2 separate regions of the Mus musculus genome follow, and region 2 is linked to region 1. Evidence: chromatin loops called from intact Hi-C (ENCODE). Cell type or tissue: left cerebral cortex. All regions are shown on one strand. Each heading gives the region's core, and the rest is flanking DNA. Links, peaks and the distances in the headings are about the cores only.

The links. A loop is a pair of places that touch in the nucleus more often than their neighbours do. Peaks named below come from ENCODE experiments on the same cell type or tissue, not always from the same donor. Only the 100,000 strongest peaks of a DNase experiment are listed, where the experiment ranks them.
Region 2: a loop joins it to region 1, with 4 times the contacts of the local background. A loop is called at or near these places in 3 of 42 quality-filtered maps.

Annotation. Positions count from the first base shown.
Region 1 is chr10:21,993,998-21,998,390 of GRCm38, forward strand. It overlaps Sgk1 (serum/glucocorticoid regulated kinase 1), which reads left to right. Exons shown (of 14, transcript NM_001161845.2): 4 at 969-1,044; 5 at 1,477-1,552; 6 at 1,797-1,901; 7 at 2,029-2,112; 8 at 2,226-2,357; 9 at 2,562-2,674; 10 at 2,982-3,105; 11 at 3,345-3,440; 12 at 3,901-4,056; 13 at 4,163-4,252. Among named protein-coding and RNA genes, the nearest start is that of Gm34267, 62 kb to the right of the region's middle. In left cerebral cortex, for the core only: CTCF peaks have their summits at 1,442 (motif pointing left) and 2,131 (motif pointing left); DNase peaks (open chromatin) are centred at 606, 1,441, 2,132, 2,618 and 5 more places; H3K4me3 peaks cover 4,000 bases; H3K27ac peaks cover 3,362 bases.
Region 2 is chr10:21,527,040-21,531,432 of GRCm38, forward strand. No RefSeq gene overlaps it. Among named protein-coding and RNA genes, the nearest start is that of Gm33892, 42 kb to the right of the region's middle. In left cerebral cortex, for the core only: a CTCF peak has its summit at 2,262 (motif pointing left); DNase peaks (open chromatin) are centred at 1,565 and 2,272.

The DNA of each region.
Region 1 (4,393 bases), core at 324-4,323:
TCCTTCAAGGAAACGTCAGTGCTCGCCGGTCGCCGTCGCCCGCTGTGCGCCCCTCGGTCCGCAGCTATGGGCGAGATGCAGGGCGCGCTGGCTCGGGCTCGGCTCGAGTCCCTGCTCCGGCCCCGCCACAAAAAGCGGGCGGAGGCTCAGAAAAGGAGCGAGTCCGTCCTGCTGAGCGGACTGGGTAAGTGTCGCCGCCCGGCTCTTAGGGACGGGGTGCGTGGAGATCGGGATAGGGTACAGCGCGGGAACCTGGAGGCTGCGCGTTGGGCCGGGGACGGGACACCGAGGAGGGGAGAGGTCGGCGGTGACCGTGCACTGCGGTGTCCACTCGGGAAGCACGGGAGAGGAAATGGAAAATCACCGAGGCTCTCCACCCCTCCAGTGCCCTCCTCCGGCCCAGGCAGACAGAGGCAGAGTGCATCCCGGTGCGGGGTCCTGCTCACGCAGCCCGCGGAAGCCTCGGTCCTGCCCAGGGCGGCTCGCCTGGCTCACTCAGGACACGGTGGCCAGTCGCCCATCTTCTCGCAACTCAGTCTACAGCCTGCTAGGCGGCTGGGCTGGGGGGTGGAGCCTCATGGCGGGCGGAGCCTGGAGATGGGCGGCTCTGAGCCGCTTCCTCCTTCTGCCGGCCCCGCCCTTTCGCGGCGCAGGGCTTATAAAGCCGGTCGCGCGGCCGGAGCGCACTGTTGTCTTAGCCGGTTTCACTGCTCCCCTCAGTCTCTTTTGGGCTCTTTCCGGGCATCGGGACGATGACCGTCAAAGCCGAGGCTGCTCGAAGCACCCTTACCTACTCCAGAATGAGGGGAATGGTAGCGATTCTCATCGGTGAGTGCTGGAAAAGCACCGGACTTGTGTGTGTAGGAGAGCCGGCATCGGTTTTGAAGGTTCAGGATCAGATTAGCGTGTGGCGTCGGATGTTACAGAGCCCCCTAACCATCTCCCCTTTTCCTCTCTTTAAATTATAGCTTTTATGAAACAGAGAAGGATGGGCCTGAACGATTTTATTCAGAAGATTGCCAGCAACACCTATGCATGCAAACAGTAAGTTTTGGGTTATTGGGGAAAATAGAAAGAATTGTTTAAATTTACTAGCAGCGAAGACTTCATGGGGCGGGGGTGGTGGTGCTGGAGCTGAGATCTTTCCTCCGGGGTAGATAGATCTCTTCTGGTCTTGAACATTTTGCTTATTTGAAACATTTTAAACATTATTAATTTATGGGTAGAGTTTGGATCGGAGGTTTAAGATTAATTCTCGTGAATGTTCACCAAAATCCACGTCCCTCAATAAACAAACCTTAATTTGTATTTAACTGGGTTATTTTCTTACCTTTTTTTTTTTTTTTTTTTGTAAGCAATTCCTTGGGATGTTTTCGGTTTAAATACCGAACGGTTGAGTCAGAAATAGAACTTATGTCTGTGTGCCCTCTGGTGGCGAATTTAAGAGTTTCTAAAATGGCCCTTTAATCTCCACAGCGCTGAAGTTCAGTCCATTTTGAAAATGTCCCATCCTCAGGAGCCGGAGCTTATGAACGCTAACCCCTCTCCTCCGGTAAGTATATCTTGACTGTGGAGGAAAATTATAAATGTATCCGTATTTTCCTGTAGGGGTTAGTCAAGGCAGTATTTGTAAAAACTATCAAGGCGGGATTGTCTAGTCACATCACAAGTGGCTTAAGTGTTTAAGTACTGAGTCACTGGGATGTTTTGAAAGACATATTTCATAAGGTATTTTATGTGTTAACAGTAAGGCTGTGTGCAGCGTACGTATTAAAGGATGATGCTTTGTTTTCTAGCCAAGTCCCTCTCAACAAATCAACCTGGGTCCGTCCTCCAACCCTCACGCCAAACCCTCCGACTTTCACTTCTTGAAAGTGATCGGAAAGGGCAGTTTTGGAAAGGTAAGTTCAACCAAAAGTTCATCTTTTCCAAAAGATGAAAACTTTGCATCTCGACTCTTTCATGCATTCACTTTTATCTTCTCCCTGGATGAGGATAGAAAAATGACTGTCCGATTTGACATTTCAGGTTCTTCTGGCTAGGCACAAGGCAGAAGAAGTATTCTATGCAGTCAAAGTTTTACAGAAGAAAGCCATCCTGAAGAAGAAAGAGGTAAGGGTGACCCCTGGTGGCCGGGGCTCGCAGGCCTGGTGAAGAATTTCTACCCTGTGGTTTGCTGCCCTGTTGAAATCTGAATTTGCCACTAAATCTCATCTCTCTCCTAGGAGAAGCATATTATGTCAGAGCGGAATGTTCTGTTGAAGAATGTGAAGCACCCTTTCCTGGTGGGCCTTCACTTCTCATTCCAGACCGCTGACAAGCTCTACTTTGTCCTGGACTACATTAATGGTGGAGAGGTGAGCCGAGGCATCCACCTTGATGGTGGGAGTGGGGCTGCTCCTGTTTGCATTGCTTGGTTTGGGTTTGAGATGAGCTTTTAAAAGATACTTGAGAGAGAAACTTACTCAGAATTAAGCTATTTCAGGCCACTTCCTTCAAGCTTTCTCTTTCGGGCCTGACTAAACGACCCCACTAAGCCTCAGTTTCTTTGTCTCTCGCAGCTGTTCTACCATCTCCAGAGGGAGCGCTGCTTCCTGGAACCACGGGCTCGATTCTACGCAGCTGAAATAGCCAGTGCCCTGGGCTATCTGCACTCCCTAAACATCGTTTATAGGTGAGCCAAAGGTTCAAAGCTACCTTGAATGCTGGAGAGGGAGGCCAGGCTGAGCCTTTGGAGTCCTAAAATAATGAGATATTATGTGCACTTTGGTCACCTCTAACAATTCCCTAGCATGTGAGTTGTCTCAACTGCCCATACCAAGAGGGTGGTGCATAATCCTAACAGCCCAACTAAGGCTCCTTTCTGTGATTGGCTGTGGAACAGGAGTGGATTAGCAATCTTCTTAATACCCAAGCAATCTTTACAGAGGGTTTGTCATGAAGTCAAGCTAACCTACCTGTGTAACTACTTTTTCCTACAGAGACTTAAAACCTGAGAATATTCTCCTAGACTCCCAGGGGCACATCGTCCTCACTGACTTTGGGCTCTGCAAAGAGAATATTGAGCATAACGGGACAACATCTACCTTCTGTGGCACGCCTGAGGTAGGCAGTCTGACGCAGTGCCCGGTGTATACACACAGGGGACCAGTGGACATCACAAAGCACAGAGGTTTTAACTAAGAAGCAATCCAAATACACACACACACACACACACACACACACACGCACGCAAGACGAGGTGGGGAGGGGAGCCAGTTGACCCTGGCTCTTTTCAAAGCACATGTTTGCTGTGCGGACTGCCAGGTTCTGAGAGCTAACCCCTCTCTCTGGTGTCATTTCAGTATCTGGCTCCTGAGGTCCTCCATAAGCAGCCGTATGACCGGACGGTGGACTGGTGGTGTCTTGGGGCTGTCCTGTATGAGATGCTCTACGGCCTGGTGAGTAACACACAGCATCGTGCCCAGAACACTTCTAAGACATATGTGGACTTGCTCGTGCAGGCTTAGCTACCGTGGCTTCTCTGTGTCAGAAGCCTTATCAAAAGCTTTAGTAAAGGAGACAACTGGCTATTTTACATTTTATAATTTTATAAATAAGTCTTTTGGATCTTTTTTCAATAGTCTTGTTCGAATCTCAGGGCAGGTTCAAGTACTGAAAATTGAACCCACCCTCTCCAGTGGGTTTCTTCTGCACAGTATACTACAGTTTACTTAACCTGCCCAGTATTAGCCCCATCGCACGCATGCGCATTCTCTCTCTCTCTCCCTCTCTTCCCAGTAGGGGTTGTAAGATAGCCAGGGAAGGGGCCAGCTTAATACTCGGAACTCAGCACTTTATATCTAGTAGACACTAGACAAAACTTGAGTTGACTCAGAAGGAATTCCCTTCCTTTTCCAGCCCCCGTTTTATAGCCGGAACACGGCTGAGATGTACGACAATATTCTGAACAAGCCTCTCCAGTTGAAACCAAATATTACAAACTCGGCAAGGCACCTCCTGGAAGGCCTCCTGCAGAAGGACCGGACCAAGAGGCTGGGTGCCAAGGATGACTTTGTGAGTGTTGGTTGTCCTGCTGTCATGGGACCTTGGGGAAGAAGGTTGACTTTGTGACCTTGTATTGAGTTCTCCGCATCTAAATGAATATGTTTCTTTCCAACAGATGGAGATTAAGAGTCATATTTTCTTCTCTTTAATTAACTGGGATGATCTCATCAATAAGAAGATTACACCCCCATTTAACCCAAATGTGGTAAGTATCTGTGTGTTTCTGGTGTAAGAATAGCGAGACCCAGGTTTCTTTCCTGTCAGAATTTGAAGAAATAAGTACCAGATGCTATCTAACTCATAGACTCATTATCCCATAGGAGAGTTATATTTTTTGTTTTTTTTA
Region 2 (4,393 bases), core at 103-4,102, 470 kb before region 1:
GAAGACCAAACTCGGGACTCAGTTTTGGTTGTTCTTTTTAAGCAGATATGAATAATTCTTATACATTTTTAGGATACAACAGAAGATAACTTCTCACTTGATCTGCTAGCAGCTCCCTGCTGCAGTGCTCCACATGGAAATGTTTACTAGCTAAAAAGTAAGTCACATACCAGGGACAATGCATAAAAAATACCTGTGGTTAGGCTGGGCATCCTGGAACTTCAAGAATCACAAGTTCTCTGTGGAATTGTGAACTTTAAGCGTAATCCACAAAAACTGGCCAAACAACTGAAATAGAACTGCTGTTTAGGAAAGAATGGTCTGACTGTTTTTTGTTTTGTTTTTTTTTTTACCTCAAAGGCAGAATGGTAAAGTAATCTATTTAGGCAGTGAGGCATTGATGGAAGAAGAGAGACAGTAGAATGATACCACCTAGGTGTCTGCCAATGCATTATAATAATGTCGGGCTGAGACTGGTTGACAAGTGAGTGTGGTGCTTTGACTGAGAACGGCCTTCATGGACTCATCTGTTTGAATGAGTGGTTCCCAGTTAGTGCAACTGTTTGGAAAGGATTAGGAGGGGTGGCATTGTTGGAGAGGAGCTATATTACTGGAGGGAGGTTTGAGACTTCAAAAGCTCATACCAGGTCCAGTCTCAATCAATCCTCTACCCTAGTTCCTGCCTGTAGGTCAGGATGTAATCTCTCAGCAATCGCTCCTGCTCCATGCCTGCCTGCCACCACGTTTCTTGCAATGATGATCCTGGACCAATCCTCTGAGACTGTAAGCAAGCCCACAGTTAATGCTTTTTTTTTTTTCTTCTATAAGTTTCTACTTGGTCATTGTGTCTGTTCACAGGATTTGAGCAGTAACTCAGTAACTAAGACTGGGCAGTAGATATTAACTAAACCAATGTACTTAAACAAAAATAATCTAAAATGCATAAAAATAGAAACATTGAAATAAAATAGTGGGTACTTGAAAGTGACATGATCATATACAAAATTCAATAATAAATGCTACCAAGACATGTATTATTAAATAAATTAATTATTTTACAATATTTACTATTCCCTTTTTAGAGAGAAGGAATAAAACACTTAGTAATAATGTAAGAGATAATTGTGCAAGATGTGTTTAAATATGATGTAATTCCTCACCGACCAGTAAAAGCACACACAGAAAGGTAAGTCGTATTTTTGGATACAGTTCCATGTCACAAAGACACAAACTCTTTTTCAATCTTTACACATCTCCAAGTTGTTTCTAGAGTTCATGTGCTGAAATAAACTTGTGAAAAATCACAGGGGCCATGCAAAGCCAAAAGGAATGGAGAAAGAAAACTAGCTCTTGAGAAAGTAAAGTCTGCTGGAGTCAGAGGGGCTCAGGCATCTGAACTTCCAGTGGGATAGTGTGGAGTCTGGAAACAACAAGGTTTCCAGGGACAGAATCAAGCTGCTATCCTAAGTGCAGTTGTTTCCGATGCAATTTAGCATAATCCTTCTGAAGACACACTCTAAGAATATCTAGCTAACTTAAAAAAAATTAAAACTGCATGTACTCTCGTTTAGCGGTTCTAATTTTAGGGGCTCATCAAAAAAGCATCCTCAGAAATATGCAAATCTGCACAGCTGTGTCTGTTTTAACATTTCTTTAATAGTAAAAAAGAAACAGTGAAATGAAAGTATCCAACAGTGGGTAACAAAATATCCAGCAAAATAACCAAGTATCACAGCCCAGTGAGGAACATGATTGACAGTGAAGTTGCTCCTTAGAGAATTGCAGGTAAATTTACTACAGACTCTGAGGAATCTTGCAAGAAGAACTTGTTTACCTCCAATGTATTCAACTCCAGGAGTCTTATTATTTATGAAGAAACCAGGAAATACAGGTGTGCTCTCAAGACTAAATATTAGCCATCTTCCTTGTTCTGTGATATCATTCCCAACCCATGAGATCTAACCCCATGATAGTCACTCCCAGCTCCATCACTGCCCCTGGGATGCTAGCATCCCCATTAGATTATGTGCACTGACACTCGAATCCCTTAATATGAGAACTTAGCTGGCCGCTGACATCTACTTCAAATATCACAGTTGGCTTGGCTTGTAAAAGAAAAACAAAAAGTAGAAAAATATGGGCGATGACTAAAGCTCTGACTCCATCTGCTTCGATGTCACACTGTCCCTTAAGCCTGTTTGCTACTGAGAACACAGGAGCGTTCTCAGCCTGTGATGTTGAGGGTCTCCTGTCCCCCACCTACTGGCCACCTGGAGAAGCACTGAAAGAAGCCAATGAGATTATAAACTCCAGAGATAGGATTTGCTGTGATTAGAGATCCTGGCATTAGATGCAGAAGAACTGTGACTTGTACTCATGTTTTATACACTGTCCAATGACCTTGCTGTAGAACTGAACCCCGGTGTGGGTAGGGGAGCCCAGATGTGAGTAGGCACAGTGTGAAATTCAGTTTAAGTCCTGCAGACTGTCTCACACTGAAGGGCAGAGGGAAGAGGTGGGTTGAAAGCTGAACTTGTGATGAACCTGTCTGCTTCCTGTTCACTTGGTATGAGTATGTTATCGAACATTTAAAAAATCTTCATCGAGACTTAAATGGCTTGACAGAGCCTAACCCGGTCTTGCTGTGGTCAGGATTTCCAGGCATCGTATCCGTGCTTACCCTTGGGGTAGTCCCCCCTCTCTGTTAGAAGAATGAACTGCACTAGGGAAGTATCCAAAACCCAAGGATTAAGGTGACAGGCAGGAAGGGTCTGACAATGACAACTGCATAATCTGCTGAGTTTTCCTGGTCACCTCCATTGTCTGACCCCTGAGAGCTCGGCCCAATCACTCACTTTCCCTAGATCTTCAAAGAAACTGTTCATCTTTAATTGTCTATTGCTTTCCTGGAAAACATGCTAAAAATTCTATTTAAAGTCTTCCAGGATACAGCACACAGATTACTTATAAGTGGTCTTATAAGTGATGCATTTATATATTATTCAATTGAGGAAAAACTCTCACCAAAGAGCTCTTAACCCCCCCCCCCCCCCCACACACACACACACACTGAATTCAGCTAAGAAGGATTCATTAGAGTTTCTTGTTTTTATTCCTGTTCCCCCATTAATGAGGAGGTTATCTTACATATCAATTCTAAGAGCCAAATAAGCTGAGGAAGGAATTAAAAATATAACAACGTCTGTAAAGGTAGGGGAGCGTCAAATTAGAAGTTGTACAAACAATTTGGCAGTTTCTGGGCTTTGTCACATCTAACCCTGGTCCAGCGTTGTGCTAATGAGTGAGAACTGAGTCTGTGGTGTCCTAGAACTTCAGTGTTCACGGCTTTAGAAGTCCTGCCTGTGAAACTGGTCCCAGTGAGAAGTAAGTCACAGCCATAGGCAGCTGACTGTCTCTTGTCTCCTCCCAGCAGATCTGGGAGCTCATTATTCCTGTCTTCCTGGCCCTGTCTGTAGCTCTGTTTCAAGCACCTAAGACATGCATCTCCCTTGTTTCATCTGGAAGGATTTGTATGGAATTTAGATGACATCACCTCTTATGATACTGTTTTCTTCACAGTAATTAAGCAGAGCTGACCATTATGTGCCTTCAATGAAGCTCTCCCTTTACACCAGTGGTTCTCAACCTGTGGTCAAATGACTCTTTCATACGGTCACATATCAGATATCTTACATATCACATGTTCACATTACAATTCATAACAGTAGGGAACTTACAGTTTATGAAGCTACAAAACAATAATTTTATGGTTGGGGTCACCACAATATGAGAAACCATATTAAAGGGTCCCAGCAGTAGGAAGGTTGAGAACCACTGGCTTAGACTCTAGACTTGTACCACTCAGAAGGAGTCCGTCTTCCCTCAAACACATGACTGCATACGATAGCAAATGTCTGGAACGTTCTAAAGCTGCAAATGAAATAATTTCTGACCTTCCACTTTTCCCTCCCAAGTGTTAGAGGATTGTTTTCTTAGCACTCTAAATAATATTCTCTTTTTGATACCTTCACTTTGCTTTAATTTTTTTTATTTTTTTTATTTTTTTTTTTTATTTTTTTTTTTACCCATTCTTTTTTTTTTTTTTTTTTTTAGATTTATTTATTGATTATATGTAAGTACACTGTAGCTGTCTTCAGACACTCCAGAAGAGGGAGTCAGATCTCTTTACGGATGGTTGTGAGCCACCATGTGGTTGCTGGGATTTGAACTCTGGACCTTTGGAAGAGCAGTCGGGTGCTCTTACCCACTGAGCCATCTCACCAGCCCTTTTTTTTTTTTTTTTTTTTTTTTTTTTTAAATTATTTATTTATTTTTATGTATATGAGTACACAGTAGCTGTCTTCAGACTCATCAGAAGAGGGCATCGGATCCC